Regions from separate parts of the Homo sapiens genome. Here region 2 is linked to region 1. Evidence: chromatin loops called from intact Hi-C (ENCODE). Cell type or tissue: GM12878. All regions are shown on one strand. Region 1 overlaps LINC01612 (long intergenic non-protein coding RNA 1612). Region 2 has its middle 6.0 kb from the start of LINC02512.

What was found. Peaks named below come from ENCODE experiments on the same cell type or tissue, not always from the same donor. Only the 100,000 strongest peaks of a DNase experiment are listed, where the experiment ranks them.
Region 2: it touches region 1 in a loop (2.9-fold over the local background); 1 of 110 quality-filtered maps calls a loop at or near these places.

The regions. Positions count from the first base shown.
Region 1 is chr4:170,269,342-170,274,341 of GRCh38, reverse strand. The region is part of intron 1 of LINC01612 (long intergenic non-protein coding RNA 1612); the gene reads right to left. Among named protein-coding and RNA genes, the nearest start is that of LINC01612, 45 kb to the right of the region's middle. In GM12878, no CTCF peak of the experiment used is centred here; DNase peaks (open chromatin) are centred at 2,353 and 3,451.
Region 2 is chr4:170,334,274-170,339,273 of GRCh38, reverse strand. No RefSeq gene overlaps it. Among named protein-coding and RNA genes, the nearest start is that of LINC02512, 6.0 kb to the left of the region's middle. RefSeq lists enhancers at 1-508, 2,519-2,658. In GM12878, no CTCF peak of the experiment used is centred here; a DNase peak (open chromatin) is centred at 2,913; H3K27ac peaks cover 1,266 bases.

The DNA.
Region 1 (5,000 bases):
TTAAATTTTGAATAAAACTAAATAAAAATTTTAAAATATATCTTCTAATATGAAAGCTGTTGCAGAATAAGCAAGCCAGGTATATTCTCATTAAGTTACTAAATTTTAAAGATGAAGTTAGAATTGTTGAAGCATCCAGGCAGAAAAAGCAAATCAACATTAAAAGAGAAAGAAAAAAACATTTGGCTTCAGACTTGGCTTTTTGAACAGTAACATTCAAAATCTAAATGCATTGGGTGCAAATTTCAGTCCGTATATTAAAGCAATTATTTTCTTTTATAACAACTTAGCTTCTGTTGCAAACTTTGACTTTGTGGTGGAAAGTCAATATTACTGCTTTCCAGGATGCATATGAGTTTCCAGTGACTATGGAATACCTGTGAAACAGAGGAAAACCTCCTCCTGGTCTTGTTCATCCTGTTTCCATGTTGGCTGCCAAAGAGGAAGGCCTATTCTCTCCTGGTCTCTTTCATGGTTCGAGGAGGAAACTAAATCCTGTTGCAGTGGTCCCTTCTATCTGGTTCATTAGAGTCGCTTAATTTAGTGCCTTCTGCAAATGTACCACCACTTCCTTCCTCACATTGGAATACGGAGGACCTCTGTAAGGCCAACATATGATGCAGTGCTAAGTGTTCCATGTCTCTGGGTAATTCTGGTGTGCAGAGGGCTTCTTTTCCCCAACCCTGCAGTGGGAGAAAAGGATGCAAACAGGAACCTTACTCTTATATCATCAACTTTCCCTTTGGACCTGAGATTTTTACAACATAAAAGTCAATACCTTTGAAACCCAAAAGCTTTTCTTTGCTGTTCTGTAGAATCATAAACTCTTCTGAGGCAAGGATTGACAACTGGTTGAAAAGACAGAAGGACAGGAGGGAGAACCACAAGAAAAGTGGAAATATTCATATTTTTTAAAAGTCATGTCCCTTTACATAAGGAAATGTTTTTGTTTTTTGGTTTTGGTTTTGATTTTTTTTTTTTTTTTTTTTTGGTAAAAGACAAAGGGTTTATAAGATCCAAAGAGAAACCAGAGTATGAGGAAATGTTATTGGCTATTCATTAAGCAATTAGTTTGTCCCACAATAAAGGCGCTATCCCATCATTCCTTGCAAGGCTCTTGCTTCTTCCTCGTGACTGTAGAAAGCATGCTAACAGTTCACAGTCTGCTGATTTAATTGTTCCTGAGTCCCAACCCACTCCCTGAGTCTATAAAATCTACCTTCCTAGAACAGTCTTTCAAGCTCTTAGCGAGTAATAAGTAAACATAGTGATTCCTGAAAAGTCTTAATTTAAAATGAAATTAGTTGGCTAGTTTTAGCATTCATTTATTTATCCAGATACTGATTACCGACTTTCTGCAATGTGCTAAGGAAACAACACTGAAAAAAACAAACAAACAAAGCCCTGTATATATATATTCCAGGGAAAGAAACAGAAAATACACAAATGAACAAGTTAACCTCCCTACCCAATCACCCTTACCCTTCTAATCCACTAGGGGAATTTTCAATTAACACTAGAGTCCCCTATATATTAATTAAGCTGATTTTAACTAATAAAAACAAGTTCATGTATGTTCCTGACAGCAACATGACAAGTATTTCCTCGCCTCTCTTAGCATCTTCACCTTCCGTAATCTATTTGCTTCCCACTTCACATAATGGCCTTGGGATGGCACTGCAGGCATTGCAGCATTCTCCAAAAGAGAGTATCTGTCCCAAAGTTATATGGCTAGCTGTCTTTTTAAGAAAGGCAGGTCTTTCAACTGACTCCTAACTCTTTTAGGTAATAAAATTCCTGATAATAAAAATGCCTTTTTCCCATTTCTCAAAACTACATGTTAACAAAAGGTCACAAGCTGGCTCCAGTTCCCTGTGTACTTTGCAAGGTAATATAGTTCTGAAAAGAAAAGCTTAATGTAAAGGTCAAGATACAAAATCTATTTTTCCTGACTATAAAGTATTGAACACTTCCTGAGATTCATGAGCCAAGCTTTAGTAGCCTGAATAGTACCAACATTCCTTTAAACTCATGAGAATTTTTAAGTATGAGAAAATATGCGAGAAACTAAAACGAACTACACAAAAGTGTACTAAAGGCTGTATCGATTCAAGTCTCTGAAATTGACTTATGTCCAACACCTCATTTCATAAACACACTCATACATGAAACCAAATACACTTTACGTGGCTTTGTGTAATAAAGGTAATTTAAATAAAATTTTGTTAAGATTTTTCCAACAAAGGTGACTCTAAATTTGAATGAATTGAATTCTAGTATCAAAAATGAATTACATTTTAAAGTCAGAATATGTTTCCCGTAAGAAAACACATTCCTGGGGAATTGAGATGAAAATGTTTAACAAGACCACAGAAAGATAACACGGCCCTGGGAACTCTGTTTCAAAAAACCACAGATCAGCTCTCTGGCTGCCCACATCCACTCTTGGGCATCATGAAACTTGAATAATTCTGCCCATTCTGAATGAGGGCTCCCTCAGCCAGTGACCTCACTCACCTAAAAGCCTTACTATTACCTGGAAATCTCCTGGTTCCCCTTCCCAATATCTATTACTTTAAATGGAATTCTGACAAAACAGAATTCTTCCCATTTTCTCTTTGGCAGGATATTTCAATAGCTCATAGAGCTGGTTACACATTCCTTTAATCAATCATTATTATTTATCACTCAATAAACACTTTTCTCCTTTTGTAAATTCTTTAATTAAAAATTAAAGGTATTTTGTTTTCTTCATGTGTGAATTAATCATGCAAAAGCATGGCAAGCAGCCTAAAAAGTTTCATCTTTCTTAACTTTTACCATTTTGGGGAAAATTGTGACAAAGAAGGAACAAAGAGTAGTGTGATTTATGGAAACATGAAATAAGGACAATAAAACTGCTCTAGACGGATAGGAAACTTTCTCTCTAGGAAACGGAGCCATCTACTATGAAGTGCCTTGCTTACAAATGTAATTTCACAGGTTAGGGGTGTGCGAGATGGGGAGGTGGGTTTAGTTCTTTTTGTTTGTTTTACAAATATTGGAATGCTCTAAGACTCCACCTCCTCAATTCTCACAACCTCTAAAAAATATTGAAAAAGCTAATAACTGTTATAAATAAATTTTCGGTGCCACAAAGAAATAGCACTCGAACATAAATTTAATTTTCTCAACAAGGCAATTTTTACTTCTATAGAAGGGTACAACTCGTGAATGGAGAAATGGTGAAAGCGCACCTGAACATGGGAGGGGAAGGGGTTCTTATCCCTAAAGCAGGTAGCCCCCACTGCTGTGTCGTTCCCCTATTGGCTAGGGTTGGACCACACAGTCTAAGCTAATTCCGACTGGCTATTTTAAAGAGAGCATGGGTACAAGTCAGAGTGGCAGGGTGAGTAGTTTGGTGGGAACAATAGTTACAGAACAGGTGACTCAGGATAACTGAAGTCAGAGCAAGTGACCAGGGGCGACTCAGGATGGAGCAGGTGATAGAGGCTAGGAGGGGGTTGTTTACTGAAACTAGAAGCAAGAGGGTGAAGAGAACCAGGAAGTTAAACTTTAAAATAGAGAACAGAGAATAAGAGAGCTGAATATACTGACATACTGATTCTTTGAAGAGAAACTTGGAGTTCACTATATTTAACATAACATTTTTAAGTAGATCCCCTTTGCTTACTTTTAGCTCTACAGAGTAGAATAAAGTGAATATAATGAAACTTCTTTTTAAATTATACATTATAAAGATACATATCAACTATGTAAAAAAATAGCCATTTATCATAGAACCTAAATAAGTAAAAAACAATTATACAAATTTATTTTTCTACCCACCTAATTGAAAGTCAAAAAAATAAATATCTGTTTTATTTCTTCTTAAAAATTAGGGTTCATCCAAGCCATTAGATAAAGGGTTGTTTGGCAATTTGATATCTGCGTGTTAAAATAATCAAATATATATTGTAGCTGATGGCTTCAATAATAATAACAAATCTAGATTTTTGTTGTTGTCGTTGTTGTTACATCCATGGGACAAGAATTTATTATCTATCCTCAGTAGCAAAATTTGAAAAAAATAAAAGCCTAGCACTTAGTAGAGCAAAATAAATATTAGTTTAGTGAATAAATTTGTACTCTGAATTTAAGCACTTTGGTCCTTTCCTAAGATTTGCCCAAAGCAGAACGCAAGATGGTCAATCTTTAACCATCCCTGCTACCAACTCTGTAATCAAGTCTCAGCACTGCAAATATTTCCAAACTGTATCTAAATTGCAGGACACTTTATTCTGGTTTGCTAGAGTTGGTGTTTAAATAGAAAAAAAAAACAGCTCCTTTCTGGATTATTAATTATTTTAGGAATACAGAATTTAAATTTCAACTTGGCCATGGTAGAGGGATAAGAAAAGATCATACAGCTAAATAATAATTCACAGAAATAAATTGCTTCCTTCTGGGTTAATTGTATGAATCTTGACACACATTTCCTAGGAGAGCTAGAAATAGAAAAAGTAAACAGTAACTTAGCTGGACATGGAGACTGAAAGATTCCCATTTACTCTGTATATATGTGAGGTACCAAAAATAACAAGCTCATTCAGAGGCTTTCATTTTGCAGGAAAGGAGTGAAGAAAGATTGAAAGAGAGGCAGGAAGGAAACTATTCACTGTTTTCTCACTGTTTTCATGATTGCTATGACCAATGATTGTATGTGGTGATAGCTTGAATATTGCATGAGCCTGGTGGTTGGGTCCTACACACAGTAGGTATAATAATCAATATAACTTGTTTTGACTCATTGATACATGGAGTCATTAAGCTTCTAGGAACTCCAAAAAATTCATGAGAAAGCAGAAGACTGAAGCAATTTTAACTTACGGAAGTATGAGTTTAAAAATTCACTAATATAAGATGGCCGAATAGGAACAGCTCCAGTCTGCAGCTCCCAGCGTGAGCGACACAGAAGACAGGTGATTTCTGCATTTCCAACTGAGGTACTGGGTTCATCA
Region 2 (5,000 bases), 65 kb before region 1:
AGCAGATAAAACACATCATTGTACATAGGACTTTCTGTCTTTCATGTTAATCTCTATTGCATTGTCTCAATCTCAAAACAAGACTGCCATATAAGAAGGTGTTACCCATTGTATCCAGCTGACAGTGGTGACATTGAGTGAGTCAAGCTAATAATGCTTAAACGTGGAATTCTCATGAATCTCGTTTAACACTTTTGCCACTTGCCAAGAGAAACACAATAACATCTGTCATTGAGGAGTTAATAATCTAGGAACAATCCCAGATTTACGTTCAGAACAAATCACCCACCACCAACGTAACTCCATTTCAAACTTAAAAGGACCTACCTCCCTGTGAAACACACAGCTGTTTTCCTGTGAACTGTTGAAGGAGTCCTTCTGTATTCCACATGAGATCATTATTATGAAAAGACTTTGAAAACTATCAACCAAAGCCTTCACAGTAACTCTTTGAACCTATTTTTTAATTGATGAGTAATATTTTATATATTTTATGAGGTACAATGTGATGTTTTGATATAGGTTTACATAAGAATAATTAAATCAAGTTAATTAACATATCTATCACCTCACATACTGTTTTTCGCAGTAAGAACATTTAAAATCTACATTTTAAAACAATTTTGAAATACACAATGCATTATTAATTACAGTCACCATGCTGTGCAATAAATCTCTAAAACATATCCCTCCTGTCTAACTGAAACTTTGTACCCTTTGAACATCTCCCCATTCCACCTACCTCCCTCCAGCCTCTGGTAAGCACCATTGTACTCTACTTCCATGAATTCAACTTTTTTTGATTCCACATATAAGTGAGATCATGCAGTATTTATATTTCTTTCTTCTTTCTTTCTTTCTTTCTTTCTTCCTTTCTTTCTTTCTTTCTTTTTCTTTTTTTTTTTTTTGACAGAGTTTTGCTCTTGTTGCCTGGGCTAGAGTGCAGTGGCACGATCTCAGCTCACTGCAAGCGCCACCTTCCAGTTTCAAGTGATTCTCCTGCCTGAGCCTCCTGAATAGCTGGGATTACAGGCACCCACCACCATGCCCAGTTTTTAGTAGAGACGGGGTTTCACTATGTTGGCCAGGCTGGTCTCGAACTCCTGATCTCGTGATCTGCCCGCCTTGGCCTCCCAAAGTGCTGGGATTACAGGTGTGAGCCACCACGCCCAGCCAGTATTTGTCTTTCTATGCCTGGCTTATTTCACTTAACCTAATGTCCTTCATGTTCATCCATGTTGTCACAAACGCCAGAATTTTCTTCTTTTTTAAGACTGAATAGTATTACATTGTCTATATATGCCATATTTTCTTTATCCTTTCATCCATTGATGGATGCTTCTAAGTTTGACTCCAATTCGAAGGAATAAATTATATTTCGAAGATTTTTTTTTTTTCATGCTATTCCATGGCTCTGGAAATGTCTGGACCAAAACAGGTATCATCAATGTATTCTTCTTACTTGTCATTGTAAAAGTCCTCTTAGCATACATGGGCAAAGCTAATAGTAAGTTAATTTTAAAAGTTTGTTAAAAGGATAAGTCAAAAACATATAGGTTTTAATTTTTTTATTTTATCTAAAAATGTATACATTTGCCAATGTACTTATATATAACAAAGGCTTTTTTTAATTAAAGAATGAATCTGCTGGTTGAAGTCTTAAGACATCTTATTTGCAGTAATCCTTAGGCTTTAGTATTTTATTTAAATACAATGGAAATCTAAAGATTCTTACAATAATCAGAGTATATAACCTTTTGAAAATTTAAGATTTTCTCTAATCTTTTGTAGTCATCTTGCCCACACATAATTTGATTATTTTTATTACCTTTATTATAACCTTTCCAAAGACTTCAACTTAGTCTTCATAGAAATAAGACACTCTTTTATTCACAATGTCGTTAGTTTCTATAATATTTGCTTGTAATATATTATTACCAAAATAAATACAACTGTCATAAATAGGTTTGGGAACCAACAACTAATTCTTGGCAAGCAGGTGCCTCACTGCAGACTTAGTAAAAAATAATCTACTAGCTGTGAGCATTCAGCATGTCCTGGCCATAAATTAGAAAATGTTCCCTAGGGAATGGCAAGGTTTGATTTCAGTGAGTCAGTCTAACAGAGGTGCATTTAAAGAACGTCATTTATATTTGATGAGTGTTTTCATTTCATCATTTCACCTGACTCTCTTACTTGATTATAAACTCCATGAGGACTGAACTCCCTTAAGGAACTGACACTTAGTTATACACCTTACAAACCAAACAAAAACATCCGGACTAATTTTAGTAAAATGTACTTAAAAAGTGAAATTATCAGTAAGCCATTCAGGTAGTGTATCTACATGATTACAAAGCTTCAGTTTCCTCTTTTCAAAGTTATTTTACATCTCTGTTTTTAAACTACAAATGATGCTATGTTTAAATATGCTTTAAAATGTATGTAATAATAAGCTCAGACTGTAACTAAAATCAGATTGAATCAGATGTAGGTTTGTAAATGATCTGGAAACCTTTTAGGACCATTGCTAGGGGAACATTAAACCAGCAGAGCAGTGTTTAATGAGTGAGTCATCTCTTTATTTTTAAATTAACAATAACACACTAATAAGGTAAAAAAAAAAAGTGAAATGAAACTGCAGGGAAGCTGGTGATAAAATCATAAAGGTTTTATGGTGATAAAAATCATAAGAGGATTCACACAGAACAATCTACATAACGGTTTCTTCCTCTTTCTATGTAGCAAAGGAAAAAGGGGATAAAATGAATTTTCAGGAACATAGCAGAGACCTTCCAACACAACGAATGCTAAAATACCTGAGAAAGCTCTGCCCCTGCTAGCTAACACCTAGAAGAGTGAGTGAGCCACTTGTGTCTATAAGTGGAAAGCAGCTCCTGGCGATGGGTCCTGGAAAGACAGAAGCTAAAATCAAGACAGTTTCAGAATGAGTTTGCTCTGATCTAGATAGAAGTAGCATGACATAAATGAGAAACAGAGATGACTGGCAGAATTAGATGTTTTCTCACCAATTTTCAACCAGTGTTCACATTTCTTTAAATCTTGTATTTTAATTGCATCTCAAATTTTTTAAAGTTTATATCAGCATGAATTAATTTTTAACAGCTTTATTGAGGTATAATTAATATACAGAAAAACCATACTGCAAGTTTGATCAGTTTGGACCAATTCATGCAGCCAGAGATACCATCACTGAAATCAAGTTATTAAACATATCTATCACCTCCCAAAATGCCCTTGTATTCTTTTATGTTTTGTTTTTGTCATTGTCTTTTATGTTGTTTTTTTTGTGATAAGAACAGTCAACTTGAGATTTATCCTCTTAACAAATTACTGTGTCTAATACCATATTGTTACCTATAGTCACTGTGTTGTACAGAAGATTTCTAGAACTTATTCATCTTTCATAATTGAAATTTTATACCTGTTAAGCAACAATTCCCCATTCTTCCCCTCCTGACAACCTCTAGCAACCATCATCCTATTTTCAGCTTCTATGCGTTTAAGTATCTTAGATACATCATATAGGTGAAATAGATGAACCTAGAGGGAGTTATGCTAAGTAAAATAAGCCAGTCACAGAAGGACAGATATTGCATGATTCAACTTATATGAGATATCAATTAATTCTTTATTATTTTAGATACGAATTCTATTTTTGTAGCAAAAATCTGAGTAGAAATGTGGGCTCTCCTCTATATCACAATTGAGATTGTGGGCCTGACTCTTCAAAGCCAAATTGAGTGTTGACCATTATCCAGGCAAAAGATCATCCAGATTTCAGACAAAATCATGAAGGTGAGCAGCTTCTGGAGTTGCAAGTCAAGACAAAAACATGAAAGAACCATCAAATGGATCTTTTAGTGACTCATTAAAACTTTTACTTTCTATCCACATATTTGGAATTATCTTACAAGTCATATGATAGCAATAACAACTGTAGTGACAGAGGTTAAATGAGGCTATTAAAGAAAAGACAAATGGAACTCGTAATTAAATACTACCAATAAAAATCATATGATCATTTAAGCAACTTTAACATAAGACATGTAGTCAGCACTTCCAGTAATAGAAGAAACATTCTTTTTTTTTTTCGAGATGGAGGGTCGCACTGTTGCCCAGGCTGGAGTCCACGTGGAGTGCAGTGAGGCAATCTCGGCTCACTGCAAGCTCCGCCTCCTGGGTTCACGCCATTCTCCTGCCTCAGCCTCCCGAGTAGCTGGGACTACAGGCGCCCGCCACCACGCCCAGCTAATTTTTTGTATTTTTAGTAGAAATGGGGTTTCACCATGTAAGCCAGGATGGTGTCGACCTCCTGACCTCATGATCCGCCCGCCTCAGCCTCCCAAAGTGCTGGGATTACAGGCGTGAGCCACCGTGCCCCGGCCCGAAACATTCTTAAACAAGCTCTTGCCATGAACTTTCTTACAGAAGTGCAAAGAAACATCTAAGAAAAGAGGTTATGAAAGTTTACTAAAAGCATTTACTAAAAAAGTAACTTCACTTAAACAGAGATTTTGAAAAAAAAAAAACCCTCACAAATCTTTAAGAAATTTCCTAGCTGATTTAGGGTAGAACACAGTTCCTTATGCTGGAGATGTGAGCACACATCTCCAAATGATTCCTGTTTACATTTCCAGCTAGAGTTGATGTTCTTTTAGTAAACTTTCAAAAAATTTAAAAAAGAGATTTTGAAAGTAAACTTTCAAAAAATTTAAAAAAGAGATTTTGAAAGTAAATTTTCAAAAAATTTAAAAAAGAGATTTTGAAAGTAAACTTTCAAAAAATTTTAAAAAGAGATCTTGAAAGTAAACTTTCAAAAAATTTTAAAAAGAGATTTTGAAAGTTTACTAAAAGAACATCAACTCTAGCTGGAAATGTAAACAGGAATCATTTGGACATGTGTGCTCACATCTCCAGCATAAGGAACTGTGTTCTACCCTAAATCAGCTAGGAAATTTCTTGAAGATTTGTGGCAG